Linked DNA regions of Homo sapiens: all the other regions are linked to region 1. Evidence: chromatin loops called from intact Hi-C (ENCODE). Cell type or tissue: mammary epithelial cell. All regions are shown on one strand.

Region 1 (8,000 bases):
AAGATCTGGGGGATAAAGCGAATGCTAGGTGATATTTTCTAAGTGGCTTTGGGAAATTGTCCAACACAGTTAGATTAAAACCTTGCTGATTATTAAAGAGGGGAAATGCAACTAAATACATAGAACTGCAATAATGTAATTCCAAAGGAAATATAGTGTTAGAAATGATACTTTGAATTTTTTAACAGACTTTCATAATTAAAACATTGTAAAATTAGCATGCATGAGTGCAGTGGCCATTTAAAGAACATATAACAGACATGACAATGTAGTCAAATAAGAGACTATGATGTTTTATTACAGAACCTGAAAGGCATGCAGAGGAGGGGGACCAGAAGGCTCCAATTCTAACTCTACTCTGCTCTTACTAGTTATCTGACTGTGGCTAAGTCCTTCACCAGGAAGCAATGGAGATAATATCTGTACTGCTTACCTCACAGCTATTATGAACATCAAATAAAATAGCATATAGAAAGGCAGGATGTGGTGGTTCACACCTGTAATCCCAGCACTTTGGGAGGCGGATCACTTGAGGTCAGGAGTTCAAGACCAGCCTGGCCAACATGGTGAAACCTCATCCCTACTAAAAATACAAAAATCAGCTGGGTGTGGTGGTGCGCTCTGTGGTGTGCGTGTGGTGCCTTCCTGTAGTCCCAGCTACTCAAGAGGCTGAGGCAGGAGAATCGCTTTAACCCAAGAGGCAGAGGTTGCAGTGAGCCAAGATGGTGCCACTGCACTCCAGTTAGGCGACAGAGTGAGACTCCATCTCAAAAAACGAAAAAGATAACATATATAAAATTGCCTTGAAAACTGTTAAATATTGCAGGAGCACAAGATACTCTCATCATCATATTCTCAACCATCCTGCAATAATGGGGTGCCACTGCATGTCAGTGCTAATGTAGGGCTCCCACTGGGAGGAAAGTAATCAAAAGAACCCCATGGTGGTACTCCACTCAAGTTCTCTGGAAGGAGCCCTCTGGGCATTGAGGAAGGGCTGCGGCCCCTCTCTACACTTCATCCCCTGCTCCTGATGGACACTTTATGTCCAGAATGTTCTCCAGGAAAAGGGGTCAGCACACTTGTGCTCATGGAGCAGGCATTGCTCTCTCAATGAATCACCCACTACCTGAGAGGCTCCCACACGTGCCAACTGATGAGATTTATTTTGAAAATATAAAGGCTGTTTTCTGTTGTTGAAAGTTTGGCAATTCATTAACATCTCCACCAGAGGGTGAGCAGGAGAAAGGAAAGCTGGGAACTCCAGTCCACCTCGCATTTCTTAGTAGTTAGTACTTCTAGTACTAGCTGGGTTTGGTGGGAAAAGAGCAAAGGCTCTTCTCAATACCTCGAGAATCAGAATACATCTTAAGAGAACAGAGAAGTGCCAAACCTCCAATGCTGCATGGCCTGTTCTCTTTTAATGCAACAGTAGTGCATCATCTGTTTTTCTGCTCAGCTCATCCCTTTCTGCAAAATATATTAGACTTAGAATGTGTTCAGTTAATTGTTACCCAGGAGTGATTTTAGCCCCATGGGGAGAAAAGGGGCCCTAAAAATGTTAATTATCTGGAGCATAGAGCTTAACATTCTGGATTCCAAGATGGTATTTAAGCCTATTTAGATTTTCTCTAAATTCTTTGAGGCTAATGCAACTTCTGAATGTGTCTAATAATCTCTAATTATTTGTGGAAATGGTAGATGTGAGGAGACCAGATTAAATCCACAGATAATCACAAAATCTCATTTTAGCCAGCAGTACAGCTCTTTCCCACCAAACCCAGCTAGTACTAGAGGTACTAACTACTAAGAAATGCAAGGTAGACTGGAGTTCCCAGTTTTCCTTTCTCCTGCCCATCCTCTGGTGGAGATGTTAATGAATTGCCAGACTTCCAATGACAACAAAAAAAGCCAGCAAAAAAAGAAAGTGGAAACTCAGGGGCCTGGGCCACTACCCAGCTAGAAAAGCAGATGCTGAGGAACTGGAAGGCAGGCTTCCTATCATAAAGGAGCAAAGCACATGCCCACACCTGAGCAGCTGGGCTACCATTTCCAGAAGGCGCAGCACTGTCCCAACTTTCTGTACTGTCACACTTACACCATCGTGTTCTGTCCAGTTTGACCAGCTTCATTCTTGGAAGGTGGTGCAACAGAACTATAACCTGGAGCCTCCTCTCCCATCTCAAAGCACCAGATAAGGACCAGGCCAGGGATGGTCCAAGTGCTGTCCTCAGTTGACTAATAGGATGAGGAAAGAAAGAGGAAGACAAAGACTTTGTTTTGGGGATGACTCTATAAATCCCACAAGCCTTTGCTTTAGTGTTGCTCCCTCTTAATGCTTTTCATTTTTTCTAACTTGATGGTTTATTAACGTCAGCACTGCAGTTTCACAATCCTTTTGAACCCAGGTCTAGATTTAATGAATGCAAAAATTTTACATGATTTGTAAGTTATGTGAAGTTTCCAAATAAATATCATCAGTGAAAAAATCAATGCAAGTCATTTTGGAGCAAAGATTTTTCAAAAGACTGGAGACTATCTGATGAGACAATTTCATGTCTACTCTTGGTAAGGACCCACAAGATATTATTTGATCTTTGGTAGGTGTATTTCTTTCCCCTCCTCCTTTTCCTGGGCCATTTTCATTTGGGTTGGAGCCCTCTGGAACTTTTGGCTAGTTTTGGTTCAAATGAGTTAAGAATTAAATTTGGGCCAGGCATAGTACCTCACGCCTGTAGTCCCAGCACTTTGGGAGGCCTAGGCAGGCAGATGGCTTGAGCCTAGGAGTTTGAGACTAGCCTGGACAACATGGCGAAAACCCGTCTCTACTAAAAATACAAAAATTAGCTGGGTGTGGTGGTGCACGCTTGTAGTCCCAGCTATTCTGGAGGCTGAGGCAGGAGGATCACTTAAACCAAGGAGGTCGAGGCTGGGGTGAGCTGAGATCGCCAGCCTGGGTGACAAAGTGAGAACCTATCTCTGGGCTGGGCGGGGGTGGTGGGAAGAGAGACAGAGAGAGAGAGAGAGAGAGAGAGAGAGAGAGAGAGAGAGAGAGAGAGAATTAAATTTGGAAGCAGGGAGAAGAAAAATGGAGACGATTTGGTGAAGGAAAGAGAACCAGGTGACCATAACTTCTTCGGGTGGAATAACAGAAAGGTGTAGAAGTCTCTACTAAGAGATGAAAGATCTGACATGGAGAAAATAGAAAAAGAAAAGGTGGCCATTCAATTTTATATATATATATATCTCCTGAAGTTAAACTTTCTGGCCACAGAGCTCAGAATCACCATAATTACTTTATGTTCTAAATGATGTCCTTTAGGCTCCCAACATCTCAAGTCTCAGTAGCTGCAAAATGGGGGTGACAGCTGGTCGCCAGCGCAGGGAAGGTGCGTTCGGAGGCTGGGGGTGGAGGGGAACGCAGGGAGAAGCTCGCCACCTTTCTTCCCGGAGCGGAATTCCCTGGAGTTGGAGTGACTTTCCGGCTGATTCACAGCTCTGCTCTCCCTCGCGTCCCTTGCGGCCACTTCCAGCGCTCGATCCGAGTCTCCGGGGGCGGCAGAGCCTGGGTGCCAAGGCGGCCGACCGCAGGCCTGTTCCCGGAGGTCGGGGATCGTCTCCCGCGGACCTTTCCACCCCGGCCAATTCTTGGGCACTCCACTCGCTGGGCAGCCCCGCGGCCTCCCCAGCTGCCTGCGCCGTCCTGGCTCCCGCGCTCCAGGTCCCTCTCCGCGTGCTCTGCGCCACAGCTCCTCTCTCCTGCCCCCATGCGGCCATAGGGGGAAAACCGCGCGGGTGCTCAAGGGCCCTGGCCGCCCTGGCCGCCGCCGCCGCGCCCTCGATGCTGGGCGCTTGGGTGGTGCGCGGGTGCACCGCACTTGGGCAGGGAGGAAAAGCTGCGCTCCGAGGAGGATGGTGCTGATTCTGCGGGACAGAGACTCCCTGGGATCTTCGAGAAGGTTTCGGCAGCTCCGCACCCCCCCCCCCCGCCCCATCTAAGGCTGTTGACCCAGAAGTGCGGACAAGGAGGAAGCCTTCTCCCCAGCGCCGCGAGGCTGGCCGCTTCGTGAACGAGAACGTGGTTATGCACGGACGGAGGGCAGGGTGTCTGCAGTGAGGTGGTGGGAGATGGGGCGGATAAAGCTTGGGGTTTAAGGCACCACGAGTAACGTAGTCCCAGCTTTGCAGCTCCGGGCTTAGGTGTTTATTTCATTTTAAGTTCCCCCTTTCACTGCCTGTACTAGCCTAGAGGGAGTTACAAATGACTTCCACATCCTGGTAGTACGTGGGTTCGTGGCCTTTCCCTTAGCCAGCCCAGCCAGCGAGGTTTCAGCTGCCAGAAAATGTGTTTCCCATCCAACATTTCTCACACAAGGACAAAATATAACGTGTCTAAAAATGGCGAGCTTCCTGTCTGGGCTCCCCTCTCCCACCCCGGTTCCCCACTTAGGAATAAAACTTGAGGAACAAAGATTAGTTTGAAATCTATTTTTCTTTGGACATCCCAGATTTCTGCTGGTTCAGTGTCCCGTGTCAGGTGAAATTATTCATGAGGCTCTGAACTGAGTTGATAAGTCTTACTCCTTATCCCTAGAAATTCCAACTGGATTTAAATCACTCCCTGGTTGCTGCAGAAGGTCTATGTTTTATGGGAGTTCTCTAGTGAGCTTTGAAGTATTTGCTTACCAAATCCGTTTCTCAGCTTCCAGCTCCTGAATAAATTACCTGCCGCTTCTCTCTGCTGCCACTCCCCCGCCCTCCTGAAATATGAACAGTGGGGATGTTTTCTGAACAATAGGTTGGAATGAGGGCTCTGGGACTTATCAGTCAATTGCCAGCCCCAGGACACCCATTTGCAGCCGTGGCTGACTGGAGATTTCCAATGGCTAATGGAATAGGCAGGGAATGGGGGCCCGTGGACCTTATTCCATTCACAGGTTTATCCCTCACTCACAGGGAATCACTTAACGAGTGTCACCATATACTATCTCAAGCCTGGTTGCTTCGTCAGGGAAATGGTCATTAGAATCCTCATTTAGAGAACACATTAAAATCCTCATGTTGAAAACATCCTGGAGCTTTTTTTGAGGATTGCCACTTGCCAGAGGTTAGTGCTAATTGATGTCAGGCAGGTCTGTTTGCAAAGACTGAAGACTATAGACTTCTATTTATTTTGTTCTTTGCATAAGGGCTAGAGAGGGTAAAGGGAAATTGGGCAGCCAAGACCCTTGGGTGAGCCAAGAGGCATTTCGCATTATGTCCCAGCTGCTTAGAAAGTATTTTTGTCCATCCTCCTGTATGAACAGGATGGGGCATGTCTAAATTGTCCATTTTTATGTCTGCCGGGAAGATGCTTCCCTTTCTGTCCCTAATACCTAAAATGTCACTAAAATCACCGTTTTCTTCGTTCATGCAATATGTTAAAGAGTTCATTAAAGACTCCCCAGGGGGCTCCAGAGCAGCCTCTTCTGGGGTTGTGATTTGTCACATTTCCATGATTCACTTCACCAGGGGCCTCAGTAGCTGGAGGATTCCTTGACTCTCTCACTGGGACTTCCCAGACATGAACAAGGATCCCATTACCCTTTTCTTACTTCGAGTTTTTCTAAACCAACAACACCAACAACAACAAAAAGTAAAACAAACAAAAAATTAAAATATACCAAAGCAAAGACATCTGGCTATTTACAAAGCACAGATTTCTTACCCTAAAATAATTGAAGCCTGTCCCAGACTTGGCTGATCCTGCCTCTGGCTGGGCTCAGGGCTTCAGCCTCCTGGTCCTCTGATTGCTGCTGCTTCATTGGAGGAAGCTGCTCCCTGGTCTTCATCTTCGGGGGACTTAGAGCATGGCTGGACGCCCACTTTTTTGTGCACTTCACCCCATGGCCTCTGAGCCTGAGCAGTGGTCCTCTCGGGGAAGAAAAGCCTTTCTCAGGTCTCAAGGTTCCTCCCTGGGCCTCCTGGTAGCCCTAGGCACTCCTTGGGTAGCACGCAGGAAGGTTCAGAGCCCTTACCTGTCACTCGCTACTCTCAGGCAGCCAGCCTAGGCTGTGGGTGCTGGGCCCCATCCACCCAGAAGCCTGCCTACTTTCTATTCACCCCTCCCCTCTCCATCTTTCCCCCAGCCAGCCAACACCACTGAAAACCACCTGTTTTGTGTTTTGAAATCCTGGAAGCACGCCCATCCTCCACCCTCGCAGACCTCCCACTGTGTTCCAGTTTCCTGTTCAAACTCCAGATTTGAGTTCTTGACTCATTTCAAGAACATTCAAAAGTCACATACGCTGAGCTTGCTGCATATTCAAGTCTTTTCTTCTCTGCTCAGGTGGCCAATGGTCCCCCTCTCAGGCGAAGGGGAATCTTGTAAAGTTTCAAGCCTGGCAGCCCCCAGGGGTGATCCTCAGACTAGTCAGAGATCAAGTACCTGCAAAGTCACAGTCATCTCTACAGGGCACCGTGTAACCAATTAGTCCCCTCAAATGTGCTAGGAACAATTTTACAAGCAAAAACTATGACCCTGTTATGTCATCTACTGTAAAATCACAACCACAAGCAAACAGGTTCACACACAATTACAAGCACAAAGGAAATTACTGACTTCCCCGATTGGCAGACTGGCAGTTTCTGAATGTTCTGGCGATGCCAATTTGTTCAATAATCTCCTCCTCCTCCTCCTCCTCCTTCTTTCTTTCTTTCTTCTTCTTGTTCTTGTTCTTCTTCTCCTTCTTCTTCCTTCTTCTTCTTCTTCTTCTTTATTATTATTATTATTATTATTATTATTATTATACTTTAAGTTCCGGGAAACGTGGAGAACGTGCAGGTTTGTTACATAGGTATACAAGTGGCATGGTGGTTTGCTGCACCCATCAACTCGTCATCTACATTAAATATTTCTCCTAATGTTATCCCTCCCCTAGCCCACACCCCTCAGCAGGCCCCGGTGTGTGATGTTCCCCTCCCTGTGTCCATGTGTTCTCATTGTTCAGCTCCCGCTTATGAGTGGGAACATGCGGTGTTTGGTTTTCTGTTCCTGTGTTAGTTTGCTGAGAATAATGGTTTCCAGCTTCATCCATGTCCCTGCACAGGACATGAACTCATCCTTTTTTATGGCTGCATAGTATTCCATGGTGTATATGTGCCACATTTTCTTTATCCAGTCTATCATTGATGTGCATTTGGGTTGGTTCCAAGTCTTTGCTATTGTAGACAGTGCTGCAATAAACATACCTGTGTATGTGTCTTTGTATTAGAATGACTTATGATCCCTTGGGTATACAGCCAGTAATGGGATTGCTGAGTCAAATGGTATTTCTGGTTCTAGATCCTTGAGGAATCACCACACTGTCTTCCACAATGGTTGAACTAATTTATGCTCCCACCAACAGTGTAAAAGCATTCCTATTTCTCCACATTCTCTCCAGCATCTGTTGTTTCCTGACTTTTTAATGATCGCCATTCTAACTGGGGTGAGATGGTATCTCACTGTGGTTTTGATTTGCATTTCTCTAATGACCAGTGATGATGAGCTTTTTTTTTTTTCATATGTTTGTTGGCCACATAAATGTCTTGAGAAGTGTCTGTTTATATCCTTCACCCACTTTTTGATGGGGTTGTTTATTTTTTTCTTGTAAATTTGCTTAAGTTCCCTGTAGATTCTGGATACTAGCCCTTTGTCAGATGGATAGATTGTAAAAATTTTCTCCCATTCTGTAGATTGCCTGTTCACTCTGATGGTAGTTTCTTTTGCTGTGCAGAAGCTCTTTAGTTTAATTAGATCCCATTTGTCAATTTTGTCTTTTGTTGCAATTGCTTTCAGAGTTTTAGTCATGAAGTCTTTGCCCATGCCTATGTCCTGAATGGTATTACCTAGGTTTTCTTCTAGGGTTTTTATGGTTTTGGGTTTTACATTTAAGTCTTTAATCCATCTTGAGTTAATTTTTGCATAAGGTATAAGGAAGGGGTCCAATTTCAGTTTTCTGCATATGGTTAGCCAGTTT
Region 2 (8,000 bases), 110 kb before region 1:
AGGTTTTTCTCACAGCCCTCTGAGGAAACCAACCCTGCCAACACTTTGATCTTGGACTTTCAGCCTCCTGAAATGTGAGAAAATAAATGTCTGTTGTTTAAGCCACCCAGTGTATGGTATTTTGTCATGGCAGCCCTAGCAAACCAACCATCCCAGAGATAAGGTACCATTAATGCTTCCCAAGTGCATCATTGCCCATCCTTGACCCTCACTTGGGAGGAGGGTTCCCACTGGCTTCAGTAATTGAGAATTTGTGACGCACAGCATAAGCCACCCTTCTGTTTTTAATCATTAGCATCTCACGGCACCAACAAGCTGGAAATGTTAGCACCAAAACATCAGACTTGGGATCAGAAACTCCTAGAAAGTACTCACATGAAGGATATAGTGCTATCTTCTGCAGGAGGCAAAAATGATACTTACGGAAATTGAATCAAAGGTTTGCATATTGATGAGGTGTGGACAACATGCAGATAACTCTTCCCCATCGCCACAATTTGTTTTGTTTTTCCATCACTTAAGCACTATAAGCCCAGTGTCTATGGCTTTTCAAGGGCCTACAAAATGTTTCAGAATGACAAATTAAATGGATTTCAAAATAAGAAAACAAAATGGTCAAAATGAAATAAAAAATAATTTCAAAAACAAAGTTATAAAACGCTTTTCAAAATGTTTTCAACATTTATAGTTAAAATCAGATGCTGGAGCATGTTAATACAATTGACATCATGTGGGTGGTGGTTGTAAAAGTTAGATGGCTTAGGACCTGAGAAGAACTTCAGCTGGTGCTGCTCTCTATTCATCCTCCAGAAACTCACACCAGTGAGTTTAGCAAGGAACAGTGACATGGGGCAGAGTCAGTGCTGCAGAATGGGGGTGGGGGAGAAATGGGGGCTCCCAGTGAAAGCAAATATGCCACAGAGGGAGGGGATTGAGTCCAGCTTAAACCTGGGTGCAAATCTAAATTCTGCTCCTGTGTGACCCTGGGCAACTTGCTTAATCTCTCTGAATTTTGTCACTGGCACAAAAGGGGATAAGAATGCCTACTTCATAGCATTTTCCTGAGGATTAAAGAGAGGAAGAATGTAAGGTGAAGGAGAGGGAGCTCTGTGCCTGGGAAATAGTAAGTGTTCAACAAATACTAGCTATTGTAATCATGGCATTAGGCAGACTCTCACAGGGGAGGGAGAGGAAGGGCTTTTGCTCACTGAGGCTTCTTTTGGAACTTGAGCCACATAGAAAATGTTGAGTGAGTAGATGTTGACTGGATGAGGTCTCCTTCAGGACAGAAAAAACTGTTGAGAAAAACAGCAGTGCAGAGGTTACGGGTACTGCTGGAACAGAATTCCCAAGTTAGGACTGGGAGGCCAGGAGGTGGGGCTGGGACTGGGGGACGCCAAGGACAAAGGATGGTTGGACTCTGGAGAACACCCTGCACCGAAATTACTGTGCACAGCCCAGAGGTGGACTGATGGGTTGCCCATCCTTGTGGGCTCATGCACCTCTCCTGCAGCTCCAGGGCAGGGGGAGCAGAAATTCCCAGGGGGCATCCTAGGAATGCAGGCTGCTTTAGAGTGATAGTTACAGTTTGCAGGTGACTGGGGACAGAGTATCTACTCTGCCAGGAACGGGCAGATACGGGGCAAAATCCCTGAGAGCTGCAGTCTTCTGACACATGCCAGTGTCCAAACCTATGTCCAGGACAAAATGAACACGGCTGTTTCTCTTTTTTAATTTTTAATTTTTGTGGGTACACAGTAGGTGTATATATTTATGGGGTGCATGAGATATTTTGATACAGGCTTGCAATGTGTAATAATCACATCAGGGTAAATGGGGTATCCATCACATCAAGCATTTATTATTTCTTTGTGTTACATACATTCCAATTACACTCTTTTACTTATTTAAAAATGTACAATAAGTTTTTGTTGACTGTAATCACCCTGTTATGCTATCAAATGCTAAATCTTATTCATTCTATGCCACTGTATTTTTGTACCCATTAACCATCTGCCCCTTCCACACCTCCCTACCCCCACCCCACTACCCTTCCCAGCCTCTGGTAACCATCATTCCACTCTCTATCTCCATGAGTTCAATTGTTTTAATGTTTAGCTCCCACAAATGAGTGAGAAAATGCAAAGTTTGTCTTTCCATGCCTGGCTTATTTCACTTAACAAACATAATGTCCTCCAGTTTCTTCCATGTTGCAGATGACAAGATCTTATTCTTTTTATGGCTGAATTGTGTGTATGTACCACATTTTCTTTATCATTCGTCTGTTGTGGACACTTAGGTTGCTTCCAAATCTTGGCTATTGTGCAATAAATATGGGAGTGCAGTGTCTCTTGATAAGCTTGTGGCAAGGGAAGCATCTGCAGGTCCCTTTGGTTTCAGCAGGGGTTGAAAAGTGTTAGAAAGGACAACGTGTTTCATGGAGTAGAAAGAGAAATATAGAGACGGTCTCTGATCAGCAATCATTCTATTAGGGTGGGAATTTTGGAAGCAGGGAGACTTTCTGATCGGTCTTCGAGGATGCTGGGCAGACCTTTGGCAAGTGGGCAAGCGAGCAGTATGGGACATTTCATGTTAGGGGTGGACATTTTTCTGTAGCTGGCCATTTCCTGAAATAAGTAGGGGTTGACAGAGTGCTTTTTCTTTTTCTGTCAAACTGTCATTATGGGGTGCAGGGTGGAGGGGCTGTCACAGCGTCAGTTTGTCAGCAGAGATCTAGACCAGAAGGTCCCCTGGCCAGGGAGCTGGAAGACTAGTGTTCTAGGCTCGGCTAGTCATCAACTGGATAGGTCCCTGGACCTGTTTATTGTCTGTACATTGAAGGTGCAGGACCACCCAAGAATGTCCAAATGCTGACCCTTGGGCCAAATCCAACCTGCAATTGTGTTTTCTTTGGGCTACAAATTATTATTAACATTTTTATTTGCATATCTTTAGGAAGGGTGCGCACTCTCCGACCTACAGTCCCTCTGCTCAATACCAGCCCAGTTCCCGCCTTTAGGGAACCTGCTCTGTCCCTGTAGCCATCTGGGTCTGCAGCCTGGGAACTAGATGACATTAGTGCCTTCCTGGCACTGGCCTTCTGTGGTCCCGCCATTCTCAATGGCACTGTCTCACTTTCCATGCCTTCCTCAGTCACTGCACACTGCCCTACACAAATATTTGACAGGCCAGCCTCTTGAGTCAATTATTCCTTTCAGAAAACTGGAGAGAGAAATGATATAATTAACCACCTGAGAGAAAATGAACAGAGCGAGAAGCTATAAATACCAAGACCCACAATGAAGGGCGGAACCCCGGGGCCCCACTTGACCTTACCCAGCTGAGATGGTCTGACACCTTCCTGGGTGTAGGAGACCCGTGGGGCCAAGCTTGGCTGGGACTTACAGCCATGGCTTTCACACAGCAGGGTGAGAAGCAGCCCCCGAGACCCCAGGCTGAGCAGGCCAGGAAGCAACACCCCACACCCCTCTCCCCCATGTAGCCAGGATCAGAATCAACACCCTTGAAGGGTAAATCCTTTCCTCATGCACTTGTGCCCAGGAAGCAGATGTTCTGTCCCTACTCTGGGGTCTGGGCACTGTTGTGTAGTTGGATCCTTCCACCCTATCCTCAAACCACAGACCAGATAAATCGAATTGAACCGACTTCAAAGCAAACACTGAGCGGAGCCATCTGGGATTCATTCCTGAACCGGCCCTTTTCTAGTTATGTAACCACAGAGATGCAGACAGAAAGACACAGATTGGGAGAACTGGTTTTTGTTGTTGTTGTTGTTGTTAAACCTCCAAATCTTTGCAGTATTGGGATAATTATGGCTTTCATAGCATTGATTACTTTAAGCTGTCAGTAATTTGAATCCTTTTCAGAGTCAGTGACCAACATTTTGCAATTGAATTCTATCTTCCTGCTTCCATTCTGAGTAAAGGAAATAGAATGCTGAGCTCATAGGGCCTTCTTCAGAATGCCACATGCTGGGCACTTTGTGGTCACACCTAGAATGCTACAATGGACACATCTCCTAGGCATCCTCCTGGGTTCATTACACACTTCCTTCCCACGCCATAGTCTCATTCTGGAATGTTCATTAATCTCCTACCTGAAAGAGCAAGAAGAAATATGAAATTTTAGATAGGCCAGGGCTTTTGATGTGAATCATTCATGAATCACCCAAAACATTGTGGTTCATGGATAAAAGGCAAAGGCAAATACTGGATACTTTAAGAAGCTATACTGCCTACATCTATGCAATTTTTAAACATTTTATTTTCTGATTTAAAAGTAATACCTCTCCAATGTGAAAATTCTAAAAATTCTGAGGACTATGGAGAAGAAAATAATTGTTCCAAATCGTTGCTGGGGAGGATTATTCAAACAATAATTGATGCTAATATTTTAGCACATTTTTCCCCAGTTTTCGATTCATGCATATTTACATTTCTAGAACTAAGGCTATATTGCGTTTATAATTGTGTCCTATATTTTTACTGAAACATTTTCCACATAGTAAAAAACTTTATAACCTTAGTTTTCAGTAGCTACATAATTTCAAATAAAATAAATGTACCTTTTTTTTTTTTTTTTTTTTTTTTAGACAGCGTCTTACTCTGTCACCAGGCTGGAGTGCAGTGGCGTGATCTCAGCTCACTGCAACCTCCACCTCACGGTTGAAGTGATTCTTCTGCCTCAGCCTCCTGAGTAGCTGGGACTACAGGCATGCACCACCACGCCTGGCTAATTTTTGTATTTTTGGAACAGACGGGATTTCACCATGTTGGCCATGATGGTTTCGATCCCTTGACCTCATGATCCAACTGCCTTGGCCTCCCAAAGTGCTGGGATTACAGGCATGAGCCACCGTGCTCGGCCCATAACTTTTTTTAAAAACAAATCCCTTATTGTTGGACCAAAGGTTGTGTCTAATGTTTGGCTACTGTAAATGCTGTAGTGAATATCTTTAGCTATAAATTTCTATCTGCATTTCTCATTACTTTCATCAGATCTATTCCTAGAAGTATAATCAACTCTGCATCAAAGATCAAAATTTTTGAATGTTCTTAATACATTTCAGAAGGATTGAACCACCTTTTCACCATTAAGTATCAATGTTTTCTAAAACCTTACTATTTTGATAAATAAAAAATAGAATTTTATATTTGTATTAATTTGCTTTTCTTTAGATACCAGTTAAAATAATTATTTTTCCACATCTTTATTAACAATTTTTAATTTAGCCTATGAACTGAGGTTAAGGCTGATTATGCAAGTTCATGTGCAAAGATGTTCTCATCTCAGGGCAGACCATCTGATGACAAGAGTGGTAAAGGGCCAAGAAGAAGCTTAGCTGAGCTAGGACATCCAGAGGAGGAATAAGTGTGGGGTGATCCCCATTCCTGGTTATATTGGTTATCTTGCTGCATAACAAACTACCATTAAAACTGAATGGTTTCAAATAACAAACATTTATTATCTCACAGTTTCTGTAGGTCAGAAATTCAGGAGCAGTTTAGCTAGTGCTTCTGTCTTGGGGTCTCTTGGAAGGTTTCAGTGAAGATATTGGCTGGGGCTGCAGTCATCTGAAGGCTTGGCTGAGGCTTGGAGGAGCCACTTCTTAGATGACGAACTCACATGGCTGTTGGCAGGAGGCCTCAGTTCCTTACCATCTGGGCCTCTCCACAGAGCAGCTCACAATATGGCTGATGGCTTCTCCCAGAATGAGTGATTAGAGAGATAGATTGCTCTACTTATAGGTTAATAGGTTAATATATCTGTACCTTTTATAATTAAATCTTGAAAGTGACATACCAACACTTCTGCCATATTCTATTGGCCGTACAGAATCAATCTATTATAACATGGAAGGGAAGCATACAACAGTTGTGAAGACCAGCAGGTGAACACCACCAGAGGCCATCTTGAAAGCTGGCTCCCACACTGGCTATGAGTTTTCACTACTTTTTTTTTGAGGAGAAGAGGGAATTATGAGCAGATAGCAGAAACTCTATCACTGCTTACAATATGCTCAAGTTAACCATACATAACACCATTCTCATCATGAGGCTAAAGTCAGCCATTTCTTTTTGTCTCCATAAAACCTGCAATTAAAAGACCATAGCAAAAGATTTTCAGATAGAAATCTGGACTGGGTGTCCAACGCAGTTCAGATCCTGGTGTCTGGTTGGGACTGGTGGTGGTGGCAATAAATTCAAGCAGGCACTACCATGCAGAAGCTGCCTGAGCCCATCAATCCCATGTTCAGGTGCTTCAAGCTCTGTGGTATGAAAGGTCTGGTGGCAAATGTGGAGGGTGTACAGGGAGAAGAAAACTGCTGGACCATGGCTCAGGGGCCCCACAGGTGGGACAGAAACCTTAGGAGAGGTTTGCTTTTTTTTTTAAATAAAAGTGGGTGAGTAAATACAAGAAACCTCAATCCTGGAAGAGGGGCTTGAGGCTAGGAGAGGACAGGAAATAGGGTGTCACAGGTAAGAAATATGTTCTTACTAGAACCTTTGAATCTAAAAATATATGTGTCAGTGGGCATGATCATTAATATGTATGACTATTACCAAAATATGTTGTTGGCACCCATGCTAATTTTAGATGCTGCAGAATTAACCAAATGAGCTCTTCTCTTTTCTCTCCACATCCTCTCCCTTGACATTTTAATCAATCTTGTGACTTCATCTATATTTTTCGTGTGGTTGAATCCTAAATTTGTATTTCCAACCTTGCCATTTTTTCGCTACCACATTTCCAACTTCCTGCATGACATCGCAGCCTGGTTGACTCGTCAGCACTTCAAACTTAGTATGTACAGAACAGAAAGTATCTTCCCTCTGAAAACCGCTCCTTCTCCCATACTCCTTATTTTGATAAAGGCACCATCAGGCATCTAATTTTGAGACTCAAGATGGAGAAAGTAAATCTATTACGTAGATAAAGGGTTTCCTATCACGAGTAATTTAAAAAATTCATGTCTGAGTAGAAGTGGGCAGCCAGCAACAAGCAAGCTGAATAAATGTGTTCATTCAACAAATATTTATTAAGCACCTATTATGTTCCAGAAGGCACAGTTTTAGGCATTGGAGCTTACTGATAAATAAATCAGGCAAGAGTCTCTGGCTTCATGGAGCTTCATTCTAGAGGTGCTAGACCTCTGAGTTTGGCCTAGGAGTAGCAAATTGTACCCTCTTACCAGACCATCAGGTCAAATCAAAAGAGACAGATTGCTCTGCTCTGTCCTACTATGAGCTAAAGGGTGTTCTGCTATTAGCACTGGGTTCTGGAGTATCAGGCAAAAAGTGACATCATAGAGGATGGCAAGAAGTGACAAGAGCCCAAAGAATGTGACTAAGCAAGTGTGGCAGGCTGCATAATGACCCCTGAAAGATGTTCTTGTCCTAATCCCAGAGTTTGTGATTATGTACTCAAACGGGGCTTTGTAGCTGTGATTAAGGATCTTGAGATGATGAGGTGAATTCAATGTAAGCACAAGGCAGAGGAAGGCAAGATTAAACAAAGAAAGATGAGATGGGATGATGAAAGAAGAGGTTGTGGTTATGCACTTTGAAGATGGAGGAAAGGGCCATGAGCCAAGGAATGCTGACAGCTTCTAGAAGCTGAAAAATTCCAGATTCTTCTCTGGAGAATATAGGCCTGCCAACCAAAACCTTGATTTTATTTATTTATTTATTTTTCTTCTTTTTCTTTTATTTTCAGTTGACATGTAATAATTGTGCATATTTACTGAATACAGAGGGATATTTCTATCCATGTATATATACCATGTGTAATGATCAAATCAGAGTAATCAACATGTCTCCTAGCAATAAACACATCTCCTGGTAATAAACGCTTACCATTTCTTTGAAACACCTGCATTTTAGATTCATTTCAGACTTCTGTCCTCCAGAACTATAAAATAAATTTGTGTTGTTTAAGCCACTAAGTTCGTGGTAATTTGTTACAGAAGCAATAGGGTA
Region 3 (8,000 bases), 320 kb before region 1:
TGGCTGGCTGATTCATCTTGAAACAACGTGTTCCAGGAAGTTTATTCCAACAGCCAATTTATCTTTCAGCTTTATGTTAATGTTTTCAGAGCAGGCTGTGTGTGTGTGTGTGTGTGTGTGTGTGTGTGTGTGTGTGTGTGTGTGTGTTTAAATTTACCAGTACTCCAGTGCTCCCAAAACAACGTCTCAAATTGGCTAAGCAGTGTGGGTTTCCTTTGGGAAATCACATGGTACTGAGCAGGAAAATGGTGGACATTCGTGGGCCTTTTTGACTCTCCACCTCCTTTTAAGAAAGCCAAAGAGTCCAGTCTTTCCACCCAAGCCTTCCTCTTCCCACCTCCCTTGAAGCTAGAGTACAAGGATGTGATCTGGGCTTAACCAGTCAGACACGCTAGCCCCAGAGTTTTGAATTGGTGGCTGCTGATCCAAAGCAGTATGAGAAATGAAGTCAGAGTGGCTACAGCAATAACTGGTTTCCGGGAGCAGCAGATGCTGCACAAAATGTGACGGCCATGTCCTCACTGGCAAGATTTTGGCTGTGGACCTGCAGCTGCCTGACCCTTTCTCCTGCCTGCTTCTCAAGATTTCCCCATGTTTCTGTGAACCAGGTGCTTTTCAGTCAGTTCCTTTTTGGTTTAACCAGAGTTGGTTTCTGATGCTAAGAATGTTGACAGTTACAAGAAATAAGGAGAATATCCCTACCCTAGACTCTGGGTCCCATTTTGCCACCTGAGCACCAGGAGTCCTTTGTGAAGACAGTCCCTCTGGTTCTGGTCATGTTTGCTGTGATGTCCCCTCCCCTCTTCTCCTCCTTCCCTCTTTCCTTTCTTCCCTCTTCCTCTCCTCCTTCTCTCCTCTCTGAGGGACCAGCATCAGAGACATTCACCACACACTCCCACCATCCCTCACTGGCTCAACATCCTCCACAAACCTTCCCTGAGAAGAGCCTACACCCCATACAACACAGCCTCCATCAGCAGAGCCCTGGGGCCACCCATTCCACTGGTTCATCCATCATGCCCAGACTGACCGCCAGGCAAGGACACAAGTTGTGCCTAGTTTGCAACCCTCCAAATACTGAGAAATGAGTTACTTTGGGAAATGCTTTGTCCTTTTTCTGAAAAGATCCTTCCAGGTTATCTTTGGCAGGGCTAAATTATTCCAGCTGAGCCTGACACCTGCTTCCTGAAGGCTCAGACCCTGCCGCTTTCCTCCCTCCCTCTCTCCCTCCCTCAACACTCCCTCCCTTCCTTTTCATAAGTATTCACTGAGCACCTCCTAGGAATGAGACAAGATGACGAGTCTCAACTCAACCCTCTGTCACTGAAGTCTCACTCCAGTAAGGCGCATTTACTCCAGTATGTCCTGTAACCCACAATGAGTCACTGCATTCAGTGCAGTCTAGGCTATTCCTTCTATTGTAGGTAACAGGAGTCTCTTCTCTTTCCACTGCAAAGGATGTGCCTTCAGATCATCTGAATCATAAAAAAGGTGACATTTCTACTTTTTTCAAAAATAAATAAAAGAGCCCTCCTAAGCAGGAACCCCTCAGTTATGTCACAAGAGCCTTCCAGTAACAACTTCTCTCTGTCATAGCCAATGGCTTAAAGGCACCCAAAGTCCCAGTAAGGTTTTCCCAGACTCTAGTTCCTGGGAAGCTTTACTTGGAAGACAGTTGCAGATAAACGCCAAGCAACCAAGCTGATGGGGAAGAAACCCACTGCCTGGGTCACGCTCAGTCCTTCAGGGTTTCCAGGGACCAAAGATTATGCACAAGAACAGCCCAGTCATATCTACTACCAGTCACTTCCAATAACCAACTTTGCATAAATGTCAATATGTGTCTGCTGACATATATACAACATGCACCCATATGCACATCTTTATAATAGTTTCATTATAATGACATACTTTCAAAAAGTTATTGGCATACATAAACATATGCCCATCTCCAATTAAAATAAACATATACTTAAGCTGTTTTTAGTTTCTGCTTCATAAGTTATAAATAGGCTAAACCATTTACAAAATAATAAAATCCAGCACTAATCTTTCTGTCTGCCGAAGACCATTTTCTGTGATCCTTACCTGAGCACATTTTTCAAGGCCACAGGACTGGGGGGTCAGATTTTCTGCATCTCCAGGTGCCTGGGTCATGCTGGTTTATAATCCTTCTGGCAGCTGGGCACAGTGGTGCATGCCTGTAATCCTGGCACCTTGGGAGGCCAAAGCAGGTGGATCACTTTAGGCCAGGAGTTTGAGACCAGCCTGGCCAACATGGTGAAACCCCACCTCTACTAAAAATGCAGAAATTAGCTGGGCATGATGGTGCACACCTGCAATCCCAGCTACTGGGATGCTGGGGCAGAAGAATCTCTTGAACCTGGGAGGCGGAGGTTACAGTGAGCCAATTTGTGACACTGCGCTGCAGCCTGGGCAACGGAATGAGACTCTGTCGAAAAAAAAAAAAAAAGGCTTCTGGCAGAAATTTAGTCAGGACCTGGGAAGGATTATTTCAAATTAGGTCCATCAAGAGGAAAAGGGGGAAGGAATTCCCAAGTGACACCACCCCTCCCGCCCCACGACAGTTTGAGGATGCCTCTGTCTTCACCTGTTTTGTGCAGATCTGGGTTCATTGTCTCCTAGTCACAAGCTTCCCCACAGCTTCTAGAAGGGTCCATTTTGGAAACTACAGGGGGCTCTGAGGTTTGGCTTTTTGAAGTTCTGAGAGAGGTATCTGCTCCAGCTCAGGAGGTCCCTACGTACCTGCCAGGTAAATGCAAGTTTACCTGGGAGAGAGTCAAGCCTGCTCTTGAGTCCTAGGGCTTAAAGTCTCAGCAGCTTACACAGAAAACTGTGTTCCTCAGCCCACTCGCTGAGCAGGACTTGAAGTCCTTGGCAATGCTCTAATGGCAGTCCCTTAGGAAAATAATTTGTCATCAATTTAAACCCTAAAAATAGACTACATTCCTTACACTACATAGACTTACAACCAACCTTTTTGATTTTTTTCCAAATATTTTATTTTATTTATTTTATTTCTGAGACAGGGTCTTACTCTGTCGCCCAGACTGGAGTGCAGTGGCATGGTCATGGGTCATGGCAGTCTCAACTTCCCTGGACTCAGGTGATCCTCCCACCTCAGCCTCTGGAGTAGTTTGGCCTACAGGCACATGCCACCATGCCAGGTTAATTTTATTATATTTTTTGTAGAAATAGGGTTTCATCATGTTGCCCAGGCTGGTCCTGAACTCCGGGACTGAAGGGGTCCACCTACCTTGGCCTCCCAAAGTGCTGGGATTACAGGTGTGAGCCACTGCACCTGACCTCAGATATTTTAAGCCAAAAAAAATTTTACCTGAAAAAATTTGTTTCAACTACCAGGCACTTGGCAAAACACTCTCCAAATATTATTTCAGTGATTCTCGTCATACGTTTGTATAGAGCTTTAAATAGTTACCAATGGCCAGGTGCAGTAGCTCACACCTGTAATCCCAGCACTTTGGGAGGCTGAGGCCGGTGGATCACTTGAGGTCAGGAGTTCGAGACCAGCTTGGCCAACACAGCAAAACCCCATCTCCACAAAAAATACAAAAATTAGCTGGGTGTGTTGCCACATGCCTGTAGTCCCAGCTACTTGGGGAGGCTGAGGCAGGAGAATCACTTGAACCTGGGAGGCAGAGGTTGCAGTGAGCAGAGATTAAGCCACTGCACTCCAGCCTGGGCAACAGAGCGAAACTTGTCTCAAAAAAAAAAAAAAAAAAAAAAAAAAGGCTGGGTGCAGTGGTTCACGCCTGTAATCCCAGCATTTTGGGAGGCCGAGGTGGGCAGATCACCTGAGGTCAGGAATTTGAGACCAGCCTGGTCAACATGGCAAAATCCTGTCTCTACTAAAAATACAAAATCAGCTGGGCATGGCGACACATGCCTTAATCCCAGCTACTTGAGAGGCTGAGGTAGGAGAATCGCTTGAACCCGGGAGTCAGAGATTGCAGTGAACCGAGTTAATGCCATTGCACTCCAGCCTGGGCAACAAGAGTGAAACTCCGTTTCAAAAAAAAAAAAAAGTTACCAAAATGCTTCCACACATGGCCTCATTGGATTCCCCCAGGAGACCCTCAGAGTTGGTAGGACTTGGAAGCATTGATTTGACAAGCAAGGAAACTAAGACCCAAGGGGTTATAAAGACTTGCACAGCTAGTAAATAACAGTAAAGCACTCGGGCCTCCCAAGCGTTTTCAAAGTTCATGCTCAAAATAGAAATGGAGGACTCTATCTTGGCATTTTCTAAGCTGAAATACTGAGGCAAAAAGCAAAAAACAAAAAACAGGAAGGCTATCTTCTGAGACCTGCTATTAAATTTTTTATTTGAGAGAGAAGATGCCAACTGTAAATAATTTCCTATTGTCTACATTTTGCAAAAGAAAGAAGGAAAGAATAACAGGGCTAAATGTAAGTTCTGACGTAAGAGCCTTCTCTATAAGCAGCTTGGAGGCCGCCACATGTGCTGCTCCTACGCTGTAAGCTGCGCACTTGTCACTTGCTTTGCACAACAGTGATATGCCATCAATGCTGTGTGCCAACTAGGACTCAGGAAGTCAAATTATAGTTTAGGATCAGGATCATTATTTAAAGGTGTACTATGGTAAATTTATGGTAATTTTTTCCCCCTCATTTTAACCGCTCTGAAAGCAGGATGCAGTCAATGCTGTCGTACAACAACTGTCCGCCAGGTGGCAGTCGTGATGTAGTACGAAATGTGAAAAATCATTGACATCTGTTAGGATCCAGCAATAGTAGGCCGGGCACGGTGGCTCACGCCTGTAATCCCAACACTTTGGGAGGCCGAGGCGGGTGGATCACCTGAGGTCAGGAGTTACAGGCACGCACCATCATATCCAGCTAATTAATTTAAAAAAATTTTTTTTAGAGACAGGGTGTCACTATGTTGCCCAGGCTGGTCTCAAATTCCTAGACTTAAATCCTCCTGCCTTGACCTCTCAAAGTGCTAGGATTACAGGCACGAGCCACCGCACCTAGCCATGTTCACTCTTATGGATGGCAATGACAATTATAATGCAAACATTTTAGCTGTTAGCTTGTGGGACAAACCTCTTCCAGGGTGGAGAGTGGAGTCAGCAGTACACATGTATCACCCTTTAATCTCTCAGTAGTTTCCTATTCTTGCCTCTGCAAATTATCTCAAATTTAGTGGCTTAAAACACACAAATTTGTTTTCTTAGAATTCTGTAGAAGTCCAATGAGAATCCCTCTTTGCTAAGATCAAGGTGTCGGCAGGTCTGTGTGTCTCCCTTTCTGAAAGGCTTAGGGGAGAATCCGCTTCCTCACCCTTTCCAGTGTCTAGAGGCTGCCACAGCCCCGGGCTCTCAGCCTCTTCTCGGTCTGTAAAGCCAGCAATGCCGCATCACTCTGGCCCCACTTCTGTCATCTTAGCTCCCTCTGATTCTCTCTTCTGCCTCCTTCTTTGACTTTTAAGAGTGGTTGTGCGGCCGGGAGCGATGGCTCACACTTGTAATCCCGGCACTTTGGGAGGCCGAGGTGGGCGGATCACCTGAGGTCAGGAGTTCAAGACCAGCCTGACCAACATGGAGAAACCCTGTCTCTACTAAAAATACAAAATTAGCCAGGCGTGGTGGCGCAAGCCTGTAATCCCAGCTACTTGGGAGGCTGAGGCAGGAGAATCGCTTGAACCCAGGAGGTGGAGATTGCGGTGAGCCGAGACCGTGCCATTGTACTCCAGCCTGGGCAACAGGAGTGAGACTCTGTCTCAAAAAAAAAAAAAAAAAATTCTGTTGTGCTTACACTGGCCTCACTCAGATAATCTAGGATAGTCTTCCTATTTTACGGTTGACTGATTAGCAACCTTAAATCCTCTCTGCCATGTAACCTAACAAAGTCACAGGTCCTGGGAATTAGGATGTGGATATCTTTGATCTCTGGGGGCCTATTATTCTGCCTACTAAAGTCCTTCTCTGTCTTCTACAATACTTAAAATGAATCTCAAAGCCCCAGTTTAAGAAAAAAGTGGCCATTTCCCCTTTCTCTTATCCATTGGTGTAGCTCTCCTTGAATGGTTGCCACGATCTTCAAAGAGAGGCTCCGAGCTCATTACTGTCTCCCATTTACAGTGTTAAGAAGGTGCTTCAATTTCTTTCCAGGATGAGGAAGTCATTTCAATTTGCCATAAATCTCTGTGCCCATCACTGCCCTGACCTTGTAATAATTAAATCTGCTACATGTCTTTTTCCCTTTCAATAGCTAAAACCTCAACCCTCCTCCTGAGGAAAAACATCTGCCCTCAGCCTTCTCAGAGTGTCTATCACCTTCACTTTCTCTGTCTCGATGGTTTATGGGAAGTCTTTTGACTAAAAGACAATGATTTGCTCTTGTCTTTTAAGCTGCCTTCATTTTGCTGAGTTTCTGATTATTTTCATCCTCCAACTGTGGTTTTTCCAGAGTCAGAGAGTTCCAGGCACAGAGCTTTTCTCTAAGCTCTCAGCTTGTAACTATTCTACCAAGTTGTTTAACCATCTCAATCCAAGAAGAGGATACAATCTTTGTATAATAGGAGTCCCCATTCCTCTTTTTCTGTTCACTGAGAAAATCCTTATATTAAACTGAACCCATAATCTGGGTCCCTGACATCCAAGAACATACTCAGAATTTATTTAATGACTATGTGAGGTGTTGAGCAATCAGTTTAGTCAATTAGAACAACAAGCCGCACTGAGAGTCATGGCTTTATTCATTTATCGTAATGGTGCAAGCAAGAGAAGTGCTGGCTCCCCAGGGTTCCATTTTCATCATGGAACAGCACTGAAAAATAGAAATGAAATCCTAAGCCCCCCAGCTGATGGAACAGACCTCCTCTTGGCCAAGGAGACCCCAGAGAAACCTTGAGCCTGAGTTCCCAACAATGATGGGATGGAAGGACAGACATACCTCGTTATGCACCCTCCCTCCCTCACTGCCTGCCATTGGGCTTTCCTCCACAAGGGCTGAACAGAAACCAGCCCTTTCAAAAGACCCCACCATGGATATCCACCAACAGCCTGACACTGCCCCTCCTTTTTTGCCTGATAAGTGACCACTGACCAGTGGTTCTGGCCAGTCTATGGAAATGCACAGTGAGGGTTTTTGTGTCCTCTGTCACACCTTTTGACATCAGAGGGCTGAAAACTACACCCTCAGATCATACTAATGCCGATATTGTTTGAACGTGAGTCCCATGGAGAGGCATGAAGCGCCATTGCATATGCACATATCTTTTCTTTCATAACTATCCATGACTCCTCCTTGAATATGTATATTTGACCACCTTGCTCAGCATGAATTCCTATTCCCTTTGCCCCTCCCTCAAAGTGTCCGTTTCTGGCTTCTGGCCAAAGGCTATGCTTCCCAGCCTGTCAGAATGGCCACCCTGCAGGCTGCAACCCTTTACAAGAAATAAAGCTCTCCTTTCCACATGTAGGGACTTCATCATTCTTCAGTTGACAGCATGGAGCAAATGGGTTGAGTCACCACACTGTCCAGAAGCCAAGAATAGAAGGCTTGTGCCTCTTCATGACTGCCTGTGGGCTTGGGGAGAGAGAAGAGTGTGGGGGCCAAGGCCCTTGACTCCCTAAATGTTCACTGAAAAAATTACTGACATGAGGCAGATTAATAGGAGACAAGGCATACGAATTTATTTAATGTGTATATACAAGAGCCTTCAGAATGAAGACCCAAGCTCCCAGTGAGGTACAGGAGCTTGTATACTGTGGATGAAAAGAGCCAAACTCCATAAAATTTTGAAAAGATTAGTTCTGAGTAAAATATGAGTGACCATGGCCCAAGGCGTGGTCTCACGAGATCCTGAGAACATGTGTCCAAGGTGGTTGGGTTACAGCTTGGTTTCATATGTTTTAGGGAGACATGAGACATCAATCATAATGTACAATATACATTGGTTCCATCTGAAAAGGTGGGACAACTAAAAG

The links. Peaks named below come from ENCODE experiments on the same cell type or tissue, not always from the same donor. Only the 100,000 strongest peaks of a DNase experiment are listed, where the experiment ranks them.
Region 2: it touches region 1 in a loop (3-fold over the local background); 3 of 110 quality-filtered maps call a loop at or near these places.
Region 3: it touches region 1 in a loop (6-fold over the local background); 8 of 110 quality-filtered maps call a loop at or near these places.

The regions. Positions count from the first base shown.
Region 1 is chr5:73,211,989-73,219,988 of GRCh38, reverse strand. LOC124901002 (a long non-coding RNA gene) reads right to left here and starts at 6,053. Exons shown (of 3, transcript XR_007058818.1): 1 at 5,708-6,053. RefSeq lists a silencer at 3,683-3,862. In mammary epithelial cell, CTCF peaks have their summits at 1,233 (motif pointing right), 3,437 and 3,770 (motif pointing left); DNase peaks (open chromatin) are centred at 3,508 and 3,738; H3K4me3 peaks cover 889 bases; H3K27ac peaks cover 222 bases.
Region 2 is chr5:73,318,004-73,326,003 of GRCh38, reverse strand. No RefSeq gene overlaps it. Among named protein-coding and RNA genes, the nearest start is that of LINC02230, 16 kb to the left of the region's middle. RefSeq lists enhancers at 3,509-4,116, 3,397-4,596. In mammary epithelial cell, no CTCF peak of the experiment used is centred here; DNase peaks (open chromatin) are centred at 4,073 and 7,483; H3K27ac peaks cover 1,331 bases.
Region 3 is chr5:73,533,727-73,541,726 of GRCh38, reverse strand. No RefSeq gene overlaps it. Among named protein-coding and RNA genes, the nearest start is that of ANKRA2, 28 kb to the left of the region's middle. In mammary epithelial cell, a CTCF peak has its summit at 4,724 (motif pointing right); a DNase peak (open chromatin) is centred at 1,326; H3K27ac peaks cover 334 bases.